Regions from separate parts of the Mus musculus genome. Here region 2 is linked to region 1. A link is a loop called in an ENCODE intact Hi-C map of the cell type or tissue named here. Cell type or tissue: heart. All regions are shown on one strand. Links, peaks and the distances in the headings refer to the core of each region. The heading gives the core; the rest is flanking DNA.

Region 1 (8,337 bases), core at 108-8,107:
TCCACTGACCTCCACATGTTTGCTGTGCTGCACAAATACTCATACACACACACACACACACTACACAGTTTTAAAATTTAAAAATAAGAGACCCTCTTTGTGCTGGGCGTGGAGGCGCACACCTTTAATCCCAGCACTCGGGAGGCAGAGGCAGGCGGATTTCTGAGTTCGAGGCCAGCCTGGACTACAAAGTGAGCTCCAGGACAGCCAGGGCTATACAGAGAAACCCTGTCTCGAAAACCAAAAAAAAAAAAAAAAAAAAGACCCCCTTTGCGCCACCAAAGCCAAGTAAGGTAAAGGGGACCTTGACGGCATTCACCTACCTCTGACAAGTACCATTTAACTGGGTGACAACCTCCCCCCTCCACGGCTACTGAAATCCCTGCACTCACAGAGTTACCTGCCTCTTGGGATTTTCACCACAGCCTGTGAAGCCCATAGTGTGTATGTAGAATCCTTTAGTTGCAGATAAAGAAAGGGCGCCAGCTAAAACTGGAGAAGCAGGGGATGGGCAATGCTTCAGAGACCCAAGGTGATTCAGAACGTTGGGGATGAGTGCACCAGAGTCTGGGGAACCCTATGGGAGCACTGTCACCTGGACCCCTTCTCCCCTATAACCTACTTGTCATAGGACAAATGAAAAGACCACTGTCATCTATCTCCCAAGTGTGGCTGGTGTTAGTCCAGACCCCAAACTAACTTCCTGGCTGTTTCTTGGCTCTGCTTCCCTGGGACTCTGCTGAGCCTGTCTTGCACAGTGATGGCCACAAGAACTGCTTGTACAATAGCATAGCCATGGAAGCTCTGTGACAGCGGAAAGGAGTGAGTATAGCTCTTAAAAAGGGGACAGACCAACCGCCCATAGCAGTCCACCACCAACATAGACAAGGCAGGGTTATTGGAGTGAGATTGTAAAGGGGTAAGTGGCTATTTCTTTCTTAAACTTCTCATCTCCTTGAGCAAAAGACTTGGCTCCAACATTACATTTCCTTGCTACTATTTTTCTCCTTCCTCAAACTGTACATTTTGTATTTCTTGTTGTTCCACTTGCTCTTTTTCACTATAGATCTGCATCAGAGTATTCACTGGTAACGATGTGACAAAGTCAGAATTACATTGTCTTAAAATGTCCTTTTCTAACATTATTCAAAAACACTTCAATTTTATCCTCTGGTAGATTTTTTTTTTCCAACAAGCAGTCACATTCGTTGCCCAAATATCACAAGAATAGTCTCTAATATTATTTCCTTCTGAAACCTCTTGAGCTAAGCCTCCATAGTCTACATTGCTCTCAGCATGATCATCTTCAATACTACTGTGATGGCTCATTAAGTCCCACTTAGCGTTCAACCATTTTTCTAGTCCAAAGTCCAAAGTCTTCCACATTCCTTCAAATAAAAGCATAGTCAGGCCTGTCATAGTAATACCCCACTCCTGGTACCAACTTCTGCCTTAGTTACTGTTCCATTGATTTGAAGAGACATCACGACCAAGGCAGCTTATAGTATAGAGTGGTTGGTTAACTGGGATCTTGCTTACGGTTTCGGTTTCAGAGGGTTAGTCTATTATCATCACAGTGGGAAGCATGCAATCATGGTACTTGAGCAGCAGTTAAGAGCTTATGTCTTGATTTATATAGACAGCGAGAGCAAGAGCGAGAGAGAGAGAGAGAGAGAGAGAGAGAGAGAGAGAGAGAGTCGGGGGAGGGGGAGACAGAGAGACAGAGACAGACAGAGAGAGAAAGAGACAGAGACAGAAAGCATGGGCTTTTGAAACCTCAAAGCCCACACCCGTGACATGCCTCCTCCAGCCAAGCCATGTCTCCTAATCCTCCCCAAAAAGTTCTATTAACTGGGGACCAAGCATTCAAACATCTGAGCCTATAGAGGCCATTCTCATTTAAACCACCACATAGAATATCCACACTAAGAGTAACTAGACATTTCTTACCATTCCTATGGAGCCTATTATTATAGGATTCCTGTTCCTATAAGAACCAAAGTGGCAACAGCCAAGAATGTCTTATTACCTAAAAGAAAAGTTCTCAACTAGGTTCATTTGCTTTTTCAGGGGATCCTCAACAATGTCTGCAAATGTTTTTGACAGCTGGAGGGTGTCATTCCCATCTATGGAGTAGAAGACAGGGATGCTACTACACTCCCTACAGTGTGCACAAAGGCTTGACAGCCAAGAAGTATGCAGTCTAAAATGTCAGTGTGCTCAGACTGAGAAAACTTAGCAACCGTAAATGAAATTAAAAAGAAAAATGTTTGAAACATCATAAGGCTATTAGAACCTACTTATGGTTTGATGTCACTCATTTGTTTGCTAGAGCAACCCACCCTACTCCTGGTAACAATTTCTGTTTTAGTTAGGGTGACTAATGGTCATGAAACACCATGGCCAAGCAACTTGAGGAGCAACAGGTTTATTTTGTCTACACTTCCTCATCACTCTTGATCACCCAAGGAAGCCAGGGCAAGAACTCAATCAGGGTACGACTCTGCAGCAGGATCTGACTCAGAGGCCCTGGAGAATTGCTATTTACTGGCTTTCTCTTTGCTTGTTCAACTGGAATTTTTAGAGAATACAGGACCACCAGTCCAGAGGTGCCCCCGCCCACAATAGATTGTGTCCTCCTGCATCAATCATTAATTGAGAAAATGACCAACAGGCTTAGCTACAGCCAGATCTTATGGAAGAATTTCCTCAATTGAGGTTCCCTCCTCTCAGATGACTCTAGCTGTGTCAAAGTTAGCAGGCACAACTGATTCCTTATCAACTTGACACATAAACATATCAATAGCTTAGTAAGCATAACACTTCCTTTCTTGTTATCTCCAAGATATTACAATATAAAACATATCGAAAACTCTAAAAGTCCCAAAGTCTTTATAAATTCAAACACTTTAAAAATTCAGTCGCGGGGCTGGAGAGCTGGCTCAGTGGTTAAGAGCACTGACTGCCTTTCCAAAGGTCCTGTGTTCAATTCCCAGCAACCACATGGTGGCTCACAACCATCTGTAATGGGATCTGATGCCTTCTTTTGCTGTGTCTGAAGACAGGTACAGTGTACTAATATACATTAAATAAATAAATAAATAATCCTTTAAAAAATGTCTAGTCTCTTTAAAAATTCAAGTCTCTTGTAAAAGATCAATACTCTCAACTGTGAGCTCCTATAAAATAAAAAATAAATACTTTCTTATTTGAAAAGAAAGAACCAGAGCACAGTCACAAGCAAGGCAAAGCCAGGCCAAGTTCTAACCCTGTAAATAACTCTGTGTCCAGTGTCCTACTCTTCTGAGATACCCAAAGGGCTTGCCACAGTTCCCCCCCCCCCTTTTTTTTTTTTTTGTTTTTGTTTTTTTTGTTTTTTTTGAGACAGGGTTTCTCTCTGTAGCTCCAGCTGTCCTGGAACTCACTTTGTAGACCAGGCTGGCCTCGAACTCAGAAATTCACCTGCCTCTGCCTCCCAAGTGCTGGGATTAAAGGCGTGTGCCACCATGCCTGGCTCCCCTTTTTATAGTAGAAAAATATTCCTACATCTTTCTTTTAAATTTACTTTTTGAGAATTTTATATGGTATATTTTTATATTCTTTCCTGTTCCTCACCTCCTCTCAGATCCCTCTGCCTCCCCCCACCTCCTCATATCTACCTACCCAACTTAAAGGTATTTCTAGCGCTTAAAAAAACCAGCAAGATTTTGCTGAAAGGACCCTGATATAGCAGTCTCGTGTGAGGCTAGGCCAGTGCCTGGCAAGCACAGAAGTGGATGCTCACAGTCAGCTATTGGACAGAACACAGGACCCCCAATGGAGGAGCTAGAGAAAGTACCCAAGGAGCTGAAGGGGTCTGCAACCCTATAGGTGGAACAACATTATGAACTAAACAGTACCTGCAGAGCTCGTGTCTCTAGCTGCATATGTAGTAGAAGATAGCCTAGTTGGCCATCATTGGGAAAAGAGGCCCCTTGGTCTAGCAAACTTTATATGCCCCAGTACAGGGGAACACCAGGGCCAGGAAGTGGGAGTGGGTGGGTAGAGGAGCAGGGTGGGGGAAGGGTATAGGGGACTTTCGGGATAGCATTTGAAATGTAAATGAAGAAAATACCTAATAAAAAATTGGAAAAAGAAAACAAAAAACAAAAACAGCTCTCTAGTCCAAGGACTCCACCTAGTGGTTCATTCTGGAAGTAAGGAAAGTTGGAATCATGTTGATAGTTTGGGATATTTGTGTGGGGGAGGAGGGGATTCGTTAGTTTTGTTTTGTGTAATTTTTAAACAATCACAAGACAAAATTATAGAAAAGTTATATGACATAAAAATATTTTCCTGAACAATGTGAGAGTAATTTTCTGAAATAATGTCCACTATAATAGTGTCTCAAACACTTTAGAAGGCATTTCTTTTTTTTTCTATTAATTATTTATTCACTTTATATCCTGATCACAGTCCCCCCTTCATAAAGCCCCTCCTCCCATTCCCCCTTCCTCTCTGAGAAGGGGAGCCCCCATCCTCACCCCCCCCCCCCAGGTATCAACAGCCCCGCCTAGCACATCAAGTCACCACAGGACTAGGCACGTCCTCTCCCACTAAGGCCAGACCAGTTAGGGGAACAGGAACCACCAGCAGCAACAGAGTCAAGGACAACCCCTGCTCAGTTGTTGGAAGAGCCACACGAAGACCAAGCTGCACACCTGCTACATAATGTACGGAAGGCCTAGGTCCAGGCCATGTCTGCTCTTTGTTCAGTCTTTGGGAGACCCAAGGGTCCAGGTTAGTTGACTCTATTGGACTTCTATGGAATCTCTATCTCTAGATCCCTCAGTCCTTCCAGAAGACTCCTTGAGCTCTGTCTAATGTTTAGTCAGCTTCTGAGTGGAGCCTCTCAGAGGACAGTTATGCTAGGCTCCTGACTGCAAGTATTGTTGATAGTGTCCTGGATTGGTTCTGGCCCAGGGGATGAGTCTCAAGTTGGGTCAGTTATTGGTTGGCTATTCCCTCAGTCTCTACTCCATCTTGGTCCCTGAATTTCTTGTAGGCAGGACAAATTTTGGGTGGAAGATTTTGTGGGTGGCTTGGTGTCCTTATCCCTCCACTGGAAGGACACAGGAGGCAGCCACTTCAGGTTCCATATCCCTCACCACTAACTAGGATTCTCAGCTAGAGTCACTCTCATAGACTCCCTAGAGCCTCCCCTGTCCCACATCTCTGGCACATCCTAGAAATGCCCTACCCCACCCCACTCAACCCTGATTTTCCTTCACTCTCCCAGCCCTCTCCCTGGCTCTCCCTACACCTGATTCCCATACCCACCTACCCACCCCCATCCCCCTCCTTATCTCCAAAGAATGTTTTTAGATATAAGATGTAGCTAAGATTTATATTTAAAAACTATAAAGAACAAGAATAACCAAAGATATGAGAAAAAGTGAAGCTTGAGTGTTCTTTTATAAAGCATGTATTATTATTAAGACAGTATGATATTATGCCAGTAAACCCATAGAACAGAATGTCTAGTCCAAAAGCTGAGCTTCATGAGTTTGGACACTTGATTTTGACAAGAGTGGCTTTGAAGAGCTAAATAGAAAGAATGGTCTTCGAATATGGTGGTAACTTAATTTTCAGATGGTGCCTCAGTTAGGGTTTTATTGCTGCGACCACAGCAATTCTTATAAAGGACAACATTTAATTGGGGCTGGCTTATAGTTCCACGGGATTAGTTCATTATCACCATGGCAGAAACATGGCAGCATGCAGGCAACATGGTGCTGGAGAAGGAGCTGAGAGTTCTACATCTTGATTTACAGGCAACAGGAGAGTGTGCCATAGTGGGCATAGCTTGAGCACAGGAGATCATAAAGCCTGGCCCTACAGTGACACATGTCCTCCAACAAGGCTACAAGGAAGTGCCAGGGGCAGGCTTGTTAGAGAGAATAACCTGGAAACTGGTCTTGTTTGGGAGTAACCTAGGAGTAATGCTAGATGCTGACTTGTTAGTTAACTCGAGTTCAACCTTAGGTCAGGCTCTCTAAGATGGAGTCTAAACCCAGGATCTGGTCTCTCGATATCAGTGTTGGGTGAGTGGTGTGGTGGTTTGAAGATGCTTGGCCCAGGGAATGGCACTATTAGGAGGTGCAGCCTTATTGGAGGAAGTGTGTCACTGTGAGGGTGGGTTTTGAGACCCTCTTTCTAGCTGCCTGAAGACAGTCATCTCCTTTTTGCCTTTGGAACAAGATGTAGAACTCTCAGTTCCTCCAGCCCCGCGTCTGCCTGGATGCTGCTGTGCTTCCCTGCCCTGATGATAATGGACTGAACTCCTGAACCTGTAAACCAACCCCAATTAAAGGCTGTTCTTTGTAAGTCACCATGCTCATGGCATCATCTCTTCATACCAATGGAAACCATAACTAAGTCAGAAGCTGATATCAGGGACTTGGGAATTGCTGTGATAGGCCTGACACATTTTTGTTTGGAGGAATGTGGATTTGGGGACTTTGGAAGCAGTGAGTTGCATTAAGTGCTCAGTGAGCCATTCCAGGAGGAATATGGAAGACACTGATACTGAGGGTGTTTTCAACTGTGGAGATTGTTCTTATGCTGTTTTGGTGAAGAATGTTGCTGCTTTTTGCCCTTGTCTGAAGAGTCTACCTGAGGCCAGGGGAAAGAGTAAAGAGGCTAAGTAAGGTAAAGGAAGTCTCAGAAAAGCCCAGCATAGACTTTGTCCTCTGGTTTACTCTCACAAAGAGAGTTTTGATCATGTGTAGCAAGCTTAGAAAGGAAAAATACAAAATATATGGTTCAAGTATATTGAAAACTGGCACCATGTAGGGCAATGGAGCTAAATCCTGTGCTCAAGATCAACAGTTTAAGGGAGTAGTAATTTCAGGGCAAGATCCCATCCCAGCTAAATTTATTGTTTATGTGTTTGCAGTTGAACAACAGATAGTTATGCTATTATGACCAGGTTATTGCTTTCATTTGGATATAAGGAGATGTGACTGTGTGTCAAATTGGCATGGGGTGACACAAGCTTTTGGTCTGGATCTTGAGACATAGTCACCATGAAGAGCTTAGGTCCAGGCATGGTGGTGCACACCTTTAATCCTGGCATTCAGGAGACAGAGCCATGCAGATCTCAGAGTTCAAGGTCAGTCTACAGAGCAAGTTTCAGGACAGCCAAGTATTAGGCAGTGGAGTTGAAAACAGAAAGTTGGTGATGATGTAATAGAGGAAGGGGGCCGTGCTCCTGCCCCAGCAGAACTCCGCAGCTTTACCCATGTGGCTCTGCCTTTAGAGTCCAGAATAGAAGGGACTTCTGGTTGGCCCATGATACTGATTAGCTGGAGCAAAGAAATTAGCAGTGACTAAGAAGAGACCAGCATTACTGGAGTGAAATCTTCTGGGAAGTGTGTTCTGAGAGCCCAAAGAAAATGTGTTCCAGAGATAGTCAAGGTTGTACCTCATGCTGCAGCTGGACTTGGTAATGTATAAGAATCACCCAGGTGATGCTAGTTTTGAAGGCACAAAGGGATTACGAACAGCAGCTGAGGCTTGGCACTGTGAGAGGCCAGGGATGGTCACTGGTGAAGGTGTAGCCTCAGTTGGAGTTGATGGCCCAGGGCTGAAGGGGTCACCACTACATAAACTCACTCCAATAATCCTAGCACATGAAGATGGAGGCAGGAGAGTGAGCTGTTCAAGTTCCTTCTCAGGTCAGTCATTCCATGACTCAGCAGGTAAGAGAGTGTGTACAGCTCTTTCAGAGGACCAGAGTTCAGATCCCAGCAACCACGTGTAACCCCGACTTCAGAGTATCTGGCACCTCTGGCCTTTGTGGGTATCTGCACTCATGTGCCCAAAACCACAGAGATATAACAAATAATTTCTAAAAGTATTTTTAAGAGTGTTTTCTGCTCATGCTGAGGACCAGGGGTTGACTTCTAGCACACATGTCCAAAGGATCACAACGGCCAGCTCCAGGGAATTTTAGGCTGAAGCCTCCCCTGCACCTATACACAGGTGGGCATGTACATTAATTAGTAAGCTATGATTTAAAAAAAATACGCATATGATTTCGTGCATTTAAGGCTTGGCACTGTGAGAGGCCAGGGATGGTCACTAGTGAAGGTGCAGCCTCAGTTGGAGTTGATGGCCTAGGGCTGAAGGGGTCATCACGTATACACAGGTGGGCATGTACATTAATTAGTAAGCTATGATTTAAAAAAATATGCACATGATTTTGTGCATTTAAGCCTTTGGAGACAGAGGCCAAGGCTCTGCAGGTATATTGTATTCACTGTGGGGCACTCATCACATGGCAATTTCTGATAT
Region 2 (8,337 bases), core at 297-8,296, 110 kb before region 1:
GCTTAATTGTACTGTGCTGTTATTGCTATTTATTTCTGAATACTTTTTACTTATTATTTTTATTTTGTGTGTGTGTGTGATATTGTGGGGCTGTGGGAGTGCTATAGCACACTTGTCGGGTCCAGAGCATGGACCCTTGACACTGACGAGTCAGCTATTTCTCTGTTGTGAGTCCCTGAGATTGAACTCGAGTTTTCAGGCTTGGCAGCAGGCGCTTCCACCGGGCTTCCACTGAGCCATCCTACCACCCCATTTCTGAATACTTTTAAATTTCAGCTTGATTTTTCTCTTTAATCCTAGAGTTATTTAGAAGAGACTTAGAAAACTATCTAACTGGATAAATCTTTCTGGTTCTGTTTCTGGTGTTTAGTTCTTGCATTAGGTAGGGCTCACAAAACTCAGCATGGCCTGTGTGGCTGCCTGCCAGCTTCCTTTGGTGTGAAGACACTTGTGTTTGATCTGAGCCTCACAGTATTTTGTTTTTAACTTAATTCACAAAGTAAAGGATTTTATGTAAGGAAGAATATGTGATTGGGCTTACTCTTGAAAAACTTGAAGCTTTGGCCACTTACGGTCTCACCCGTCATGGTCACAGACACTGGCAGCTGCATGGTGGCCCTTCCTAGCCCAAGGGAGTGTTCTCTAACCTGTGTCATGGTCTTGTTAATAACTGGATACTTTGTCCCCTTATCTTGCCTTCCAGGTGCCTGTAGACATCTACATTTGTAACTAGTGTGTTTGATCCATCTAATGAAACATTTCTAGAGATTAAAATTAATTTGTTTAAGAGTTTCATATGCATATATACATATAATACATCCTGATTAATCTCATATATGTATATTATTAATATATATTATTATATATAAATAATACATTTAATATATACTAATATAATATACTAATATATTAAATTTGCTGACAATTATATATAATATACACACATGTATATATGCATATATATATATACATATATATATATTTGTCAACAAATTTAATTTACTAAAATCATAAGTCTCTGAAATGTTTCATTAGATGGACCAAGCAGGCTGGTAATAAGTTATATACCCAGTGCCTTCTTGTTCACCTCACCCTCCATCTCTCTCACACTCTTCCCTACAAATCCATTTCCCACATTCATGTCTTTTGGTTTTGTTCTGTAGTTTATTGAATTTAACCAGGGACATCTCTGTGATCCTGTGTTTGTAACCACCCACTGGCAACAGTGACTCCCCTCTCCAGAATGTTTCAGTAGCCAGTAGCTCAGCAGGGAGGGGTAGGATCCCATGAGCTCCTCCCATATCCATGACAATTGACCAGGGCAGTGTTGTACCAACTCAGCGGTGGTAACACTATCCACTCTGAGCTTGTGATTATATAGCTGCCTGATGCAGGGATTTTAAATTCAAATCCAAGTCTCAAAATTGTATCCCTTAGTCTTTACCATTCAGTGTTGCTGATAAAAGATCTCTCTTTGAGCCTAGCCTTTAATGTCTGGGCCATCTCTCCAGCCCGATAAACGATCTCTCTATCTTCTGTCCCTTCCTCCACTTTGGATGTTACTTTCTATGACGTTAGTATAGTTACTCAGCTCTCCTTTCATGGTTAATTGGATGGTCTATTTTCCCATCATTTCATTTCGAACCTGCCTGGATTAGTTATATTTATATATGTAGAGAAAGAATATACATCCAAACATGGATTTTTAAACCCACACTACCAATCTATGACCATGAATTACCTTATTTTGAGCACTTTATATTTAATGTCATTATTGATATGTTACTGATATGTTATTGATCTGTTAGGGCTTAAGCCTAACACTTTATCTTTAATTTTTAAAACTATATCTATATGTCTTTGTGTGGATTTGTACATGCAGTACAATACCCCTGTAGTTTGAAAAAGATTGTCAAATTTCTTGGAGCTGGCGTTCCAGAATGTTGTAAGCCTCCTGATGTGGCTGCTGGCAACTGAACTCAGCTTGTCTACAGCAGCGGAATTTGCTCACTCCATGCTTGACATCTAATATCTTGCTTCCTGTAATTTTATTTGTCTTTCTCCTTCTCCCTGAAGGGTGATTAGGTGCTGCTTATATTCCAATTTGATTTATCTATGGTCTGCTTTACTGTATAAAAATGCATATAACTGATCAGACTATGAATAATTAATTAACTATCTAAGGCCCCCTCACCTTCCTTTACACCTCACTCTTCTCCCCCTGTGTAATATTTATAACGGCCTTAACATACACATATTAGAACCACCAGACAGCGTTGTGCCTCAGCTCTCAACTGTGATACAGAAAAGTCACGAGGAGCCCTGCTCAGCAAGTCTGTAATTTTGTATCTCTTTTAATATTTGCATAGACCTTAGCTTTTACTTTGAGCACCTTTCCGGCCCTCCCTTTTATGGGCTCTGGTGAGACCGTTATGAGATCTTTGCTGTAGTTCTTTTCCTTCGCCTGTGGGCCTCACAGTCCATGCGTTTCTCCCTTCCTGCCTTGCATTTACTGAGCTTGTCATTTTGATGATAGTGCCTTCCATCTTCTATCTCTCTGCTGATAATCTCCACTTGTTCGTTCATGTGTTGTCATTTGTGTCAAGCATGCTTGTGTCGAGATTGCTGACAGACACTCTCACCATGGCCTCTCGTCAGTCTGTTCCTCCACTGTAGCATTCCTTTACAGCTGCATCATTGCCGTACTTGGAGTGATGTGCGATTTTCACTAGAAAGCTGTGCATTTTGTGTAGACACTCTTAGTCTTGCTTAAGCCTCCCATCTTAGCTTTCTCTGTGCCATAGTTCCAGCAGGGAGGGCTACTGCCTCATTAGGGCACATGTGTGTGAGCATCCATGTTCTTCCCCATCCATCCTGGGCATGATGGAAACGCTATCTCTGTGTGTATTCAGTTATATCACTGGGGAGTGGGGGGGGCGTATCTCATTACTGTGACCACTCCTCACCACATCTCCTATTACAACTCCAGGGAAGAACCGGGGGAGGGGGGAGCACCTGGATGCTGCCTGGCAGGGGGTCAACAATGGACTTCTCATGCCTGCATGACTTCATGAGAAGAGCCCTTCTTGTGACTGGAATGATAGAGGTCCTGCTTTCCTCTTACTGCTTTCTGACACCACTGGGCTTAGGGTGGTGGTGGTGGTGGGGTCTTGTTAGTTTTTCACAGGGGTGGAGGTCCAGGCTGACCACCCAACTTTGTGGGCTGGTACTGAAACTTCCCTGTGCTGTTGTTGGCTGAGGTCAGGTGGTTGTTTATGAACATTTCCTGTTGGATTCCTAGGCTGCCCTTTTTCCTGCTGCTTACACTGGATAAACAAAGTTTTTGCCCCCCCCCCTCTTTTTTTTTCCTTCTGTGTATTTCCAGTGATATTTCTGGGTTGCCATCATCTTCATCTCTAGCTCTGGAATAAATGAGATTAAAAAAGAAGACAGCAAACTGAATGTAGTAATGTGTGCCTCTAATCCTAGCACTTAAGAAGCTAGGGCTGGAGGATGGAGAGTTCAAGGCCAGCCTGAGACTCATAGCAATGTCAGTGGCAGCAGTGATAGAGACACTGTTCCACACTGTCACCCAAGAAGGCAAGGGAGTCCTTTTTCATTGTATAGGAAGCAAATGTGAGATTGTACTGTCCTGAACCCAGGGGACATATGGCCACCAGTGTCTCCAAAGCTGTCACACACAACTTCAGCTTCTTCATAGATGGCCAGGCTGAAGAAAGGATTTTCAGGACAAGCTAATGTGGGAAAAGTTTATTAAAAATAGAAAGGTTCCGGGGAAAGAATCAGCAAACCCAAAAGCAGGGATGGGCTCTTAGGGAAGGGTTGTCCTGTGTGAGCTTGGTTGTCGATTCTCAAGGGAGAGCCGCCTTTAAGCAGCTGAGCACTATTTTGGTGGTTCCCATGTTACATCTTGAAGGGATGCTAAGATTTTTTTTTGTTGTTGTTCTTTTTAGATTAACCAGAAGCCACTAGGTGAGGATATGACATTTTACTCGAAGGGGGTTTCTAATGAGATTCCTACAAAATTGTGGGATTTATAGTTGGGAAAGTAGAAAGAAAGCTTTAAACAAATTCTGTGAGCTGTGTCGGGATTCTCGAGTCTCAGCTGGTGAAAGCTTCATGCAGATGTCAAGGGTGAGGAGGAGTGTTAGACTCCAGACCACAGCTACTGTAAGGACACTGAAAGCCCCACCCTTCCTTGCTCTTGCCATCATGTGCCTGTGTGTGTCTATCTTTCTATCCTGCCCCAGAAAGACTCTCACAAAACAACAAAACAAAATAAACCACAGACCACACCCACAAAAGATATGATGGGGCTTGAGCAATGGCTCCGGGGTTAAGAGCACTGGCTGCTCTTCCAGAGGACCCAGGTTTGATTCCCAGCACCTACATGGTGGCTCACAACCATCTCTAATTCCAGTCCTGTTGGGGCACAATGCCGTCTTCTCAATTCTGGAGGCACTGCATGCATAAAGTACACAGACAGACAGACAGACATGCAAGCAAAACACCCACACACATGAGTTAAAAGGAAGAAGAGACAAAAAGGTGGAAGGTGGGGTGGGGAAGACCCAAGATTTCACTACTATGTAGTGATCTTAACAGAAGAAGGTCAGAATCAGCCTGCCTGCCTCTCTGCCTTTCAGAGTTCTCTCCTGTTTCTTGTACGCTCTTCAGGGTTTGGCTTTTTGAAGTAGGAAGAATGGAGTTAATTGTAGCTTTCCCATCTCCTGGAATCAGGAGAGCTCTAGTGATTCTTAACAGATACTATGTGTGGCATCTTGCATGGTTTTGCGCATACTGACACTTATGTTGGAGGGCCCCACTCACCCCCCCGCCTGCATTCACCCTCTTATCCCATCTTTGGAGACAGAACCCTGCTGTGCGGCCCGTGCTGGCTCCAGATTCTCCATCCTTCGTCCCTGGGTTCAGCAATGCTTGGATTGCAGGCATGAGCCATGACATCTGACCGTGTTACTTTTCAATTCGAATTTGGATTTCTTCAGATATTCGCTGGGTTTGGTTGCACACTCACAATTATGCCTATAAATTTCTTGTCTCTGAGTGAGCATCAGTCACCTGGCAGGTACTGGCCCTGTCCCTTTGGAAGGGTACTTACTGGGTGGGCTGTCTAATCTCAGGACACCATCCCTTCTCTCTGACCTACCACCATCTCTCACGTGGTTCATCTCGGAATGACTCCTGTGCTGCTCCTCGCTCTCCTGCAGGTAGGCAGCGATCCCGGGGGATGCTTGGGTAGGATCCCTGCTGACCTGGCACCCAGCCTGTGGAACTGCTCGCTCCAAGCAGACTTGCTCCAGGGCACTTTCTCCTGCCACCCGAATCTCATCTCTGTGCTCTATTCTGAGGGACATCTTGCGTGACTGTTCCAGAGTTGTTCTTTTCCTTCTTTTGTTTGAAGTCCTGGAAATTTGGACCCTGAGAGGAGGGAGGTAGGCTGTGTGTTCACTTCACTTCCTTGCTCCAGCCCCCTTAGGATATCTTTTTATTAGTACAACAGCAGCAGCCACTGCTGACTACTTTGAGTTGTGACTGCAGCACCAAGTTGTGTCTCTACATCTGATCCTCAGCAGGATTGTGTGAACTGGTGTCATCGTGGTCATGTCACACCGTCAGAAACAGAACTGAGCGGGGAGGTGACTTGTCACCTCCAGGGTCAGGTAACTGCTAAGAGGCAGAGCATAGGTAAGCACAGGCCTGCTGACCTGAAGGCTGGCTTGTGCCTTTTCTAGCCTAGCTCTCTGGTGCCAGGGCATAGCAATGACACCCTGAGGTCAGCTGCCACTGAGCCACTTAACATTTCTCTTCTCTCTTGCTTGTGAGCCTTCCTTTTAAGTCCCATTTTACAAATTGTTCATTTTATTTTAAAATAATCTGACACACTCAGAGGCCTCCTCCTCGGCTTGCTGTTTGTTTTGTTTGGCGATGCTGCTCGTCTCTCGTTGCACCTGCTGTCAGCTGGCATACGTAGTAGGGGACTTGGCTGCACCCTTCCAGCACAGTTTACCTGCCAGTGGAGATCCCCCGGGCAGGCCCATCCTGCAGGTGTCTGCGGAATGCAGAGGCCTCACTCAGCCTGTGGGTCAAGGAGGTGAGCCTGTTCAGCATGCCAGCTGCTCCTGGCTGCACTCTGCATTCAGCATGCTGTGAGTCGGTACTTCTCAGCCTTCCTGATGCCCCAACCCTTTAATACATAACACACAGTCCTGCGCGTTGCGGTGACTCCCTAATGATAAAATTATTTTGCTGCTACTTCATAACTGTAATTTTGCTACTGTTATGAATTGTGATATAAATATCTGTGTTTTCGGATGGTCTTAGGTGATCCCTGTCCGCAAAAGGGGTCACAACCCACAGGTTCAGAACTGTGGGTCTGACAGAAGCTCTCTGGGGACACAGATGTAGAGGCCTAAGCTGACCTTGCTGTCAGGAATGCTCAGTAGTGTGGGATAGCCTTTGGCCAGTACCTAGCCTGTGCTCTTATTTAACATGATGCAGGAAAGAGGGTTACGCTGAGGTACAGAGATCAGGGTCCCCTGCTTCTAAGACACACCATTATCTGGAGGAACTCCTGGCTCCCGCAGGCCGCTCAGGAGATGGTGGCTCTAGGATGCAGAGCAGGAGAGGACCCCAGGACCCCGAGTTTGATGGGCATTTGGAGCAGTGTCCCCTGCTCGGCCTCCCTGACTGTGGGCAGCCTCTCCTGTCTTTACTTGTCCTCTGGGAAGCAGAAGCCAACAGCAGCAGACATTTCTGTTGGCGTTTTTTTACTCCAGGCTTTGATTGGGTAACTAAATCATGGTTTGTTTTTTCCTTTCATAAACACAAAAAATGTTAAGTACATAACAACTAAATTAATCTGTGCCCATAAATTGGTTAATTATGTTAATTTTGAGTCACAGAATTCTGCCTCATTAGCGCCTCCGTTAAGCAGTTGACGCTTGTGAGCATTTTAAGGCAGCTGTTTAAGCTCCAAGTTAATCGTCAAAGCAGAAGGATTTACAATGCACAGGAGGCCTGGGAGATTTGGTGACTGTGAGAGGCAGTGCTGTCAAGGAAGAGGGGTCCCCACTTCCCTATCCCTCACCCCCCACATCATGTCTAAAGTGCTTGCCTGCTGGGTCTGGAAGTTCCTAGGAAAGTCCTGAGCTCCTGGGAAGGGGGAGTTCGACACCCTGGTGACCACACCCTCTCCAGGAGGATAAGGTGAGCCTGGCTCCTGATATCTTGGGCCGCCCAGGTCAGAGTTCTAGAGATAATCCCCCAAACACTGAGGAGGCCCTTCCTTCCTGATGGCCCTGAGAAGGATGGACTAAAACAGTCGAGCAGTTCCTCAGGCTTATGAACAGCTCCAGGGCAATCTCCCTCCCTTCATGGCTGTTCAATGTCTTACATTCACTACCCGCTTGCCTTCTTCAGAGGCCAGCTCCGGGCATGAGTTGGCTTTCTCCTTCTCAGCTGCACACCCTCTTGGGTTGCTGTTCTTGCCTGTGGTGTAGATATGTGAGTGTCCCGTGTGTCTCCGAATATATCCCAAAAGCGTTCAGCTCTTTGCTGAATTCCCAAGTCACTGGAAAATTCACTTCTGATCCTTGTCCTGTTCCCCATGTCTGGGGACAATGTAAGAGTCAGGGCAGGCATTGCCTTCCTGCACCAGTGTTTCCCAGTCTGTGGGTCACGACCCCTTTGAGAGTTGTATGTTAGATATTTACATTAGGAAGTAACAATGGTTGTGGGTCACCACAACACGAGGAACTGTATTAAAGGGTTGCAGCATTGGGAAGGTTGAGAACCTCAGCTCTAAACAATAGCTATATGACTTTTCTACCCTTCTGTTTTCCTTCGAGACATCAACAAGACCCGATTATCAAAAGGGAGTATGGTTTTCGTTATTACTTAGGTTTGGCAAGGCCATCTGATGAGCAGATGACTGCCACTAATTGAAAAGGTAGCATGTGACTCAGATCTCCCAAGAGGACAGGCTGCATCACACCATGCTGGGCCTCCTGGGGAAGCGCCAAGGTCCGTCAGGAGTCAGGCAAGCAAGGGAAGCAGAGGGTTCACTGCTGTTTCCATAGGAAGGCAAGGTGAGGTATGGAGAGCGGGCTTGCTATGGCCAGCAGCAGAACTGGCTACTTTAGATGACTTCAGCAGAAAAGCAAATGTTCCTAGTCATTTGCTAACTGCCCTCCCCTGGTCAGATTCTGAGGACGCAGTAAGGGAGTCACCCAGGTAGAGACTGGTTTCCATGTGGAATATAGACTTTTCCATGCAAGTCATTAACTATGCCTAGAA

What was found. Peaks named below come from ENCODE experiments on the same cell type or tissue, not always from the same donor. Only the 100,000 strongest peaks of a DNase experiment are listed, where the experiment ranks them.
Region 2: a loop joins it to region 1, with 2.3 times the contacts of the local background. A loop is called at or near these places in 2 of 42 quality-filtered maps.

The regions. Positions count from the first base shown.
Region 1 is chr7:66,051,370-66,059,706 of GRCm38, forward strand. No RefSeq gene overlaps it. Among named protein-coding and RNA genes, the nearest start is that of Snrpa1, 4.8 kb to the right of the region's middle. In heart, for the core only: a CTCF peak has its summit at 4,195 (motif pointing left); no DNase peak of the experiment used is centred there; H3K27me3 peaks cover 1,125 bases.
Region 2 is chr7:65,938,532-65,946,868 of GRCm38, forward strand. All of the region lies in intron 6 of Pcsk6 (proprotein convertase subtilisin/kexin type 6), which reads left to right. Among named protein-coding and RNA genes, the nearest start is that of Gm51486, 12 kb to the left of the region's middle. In heart, for the core only: no CTCF peak of the experiment used is centred there; no DNase peak of the experiment used is centred there; H3K27ac peaks cover 1,002 bases; H3K27me3 peaks cover 1,902 bases.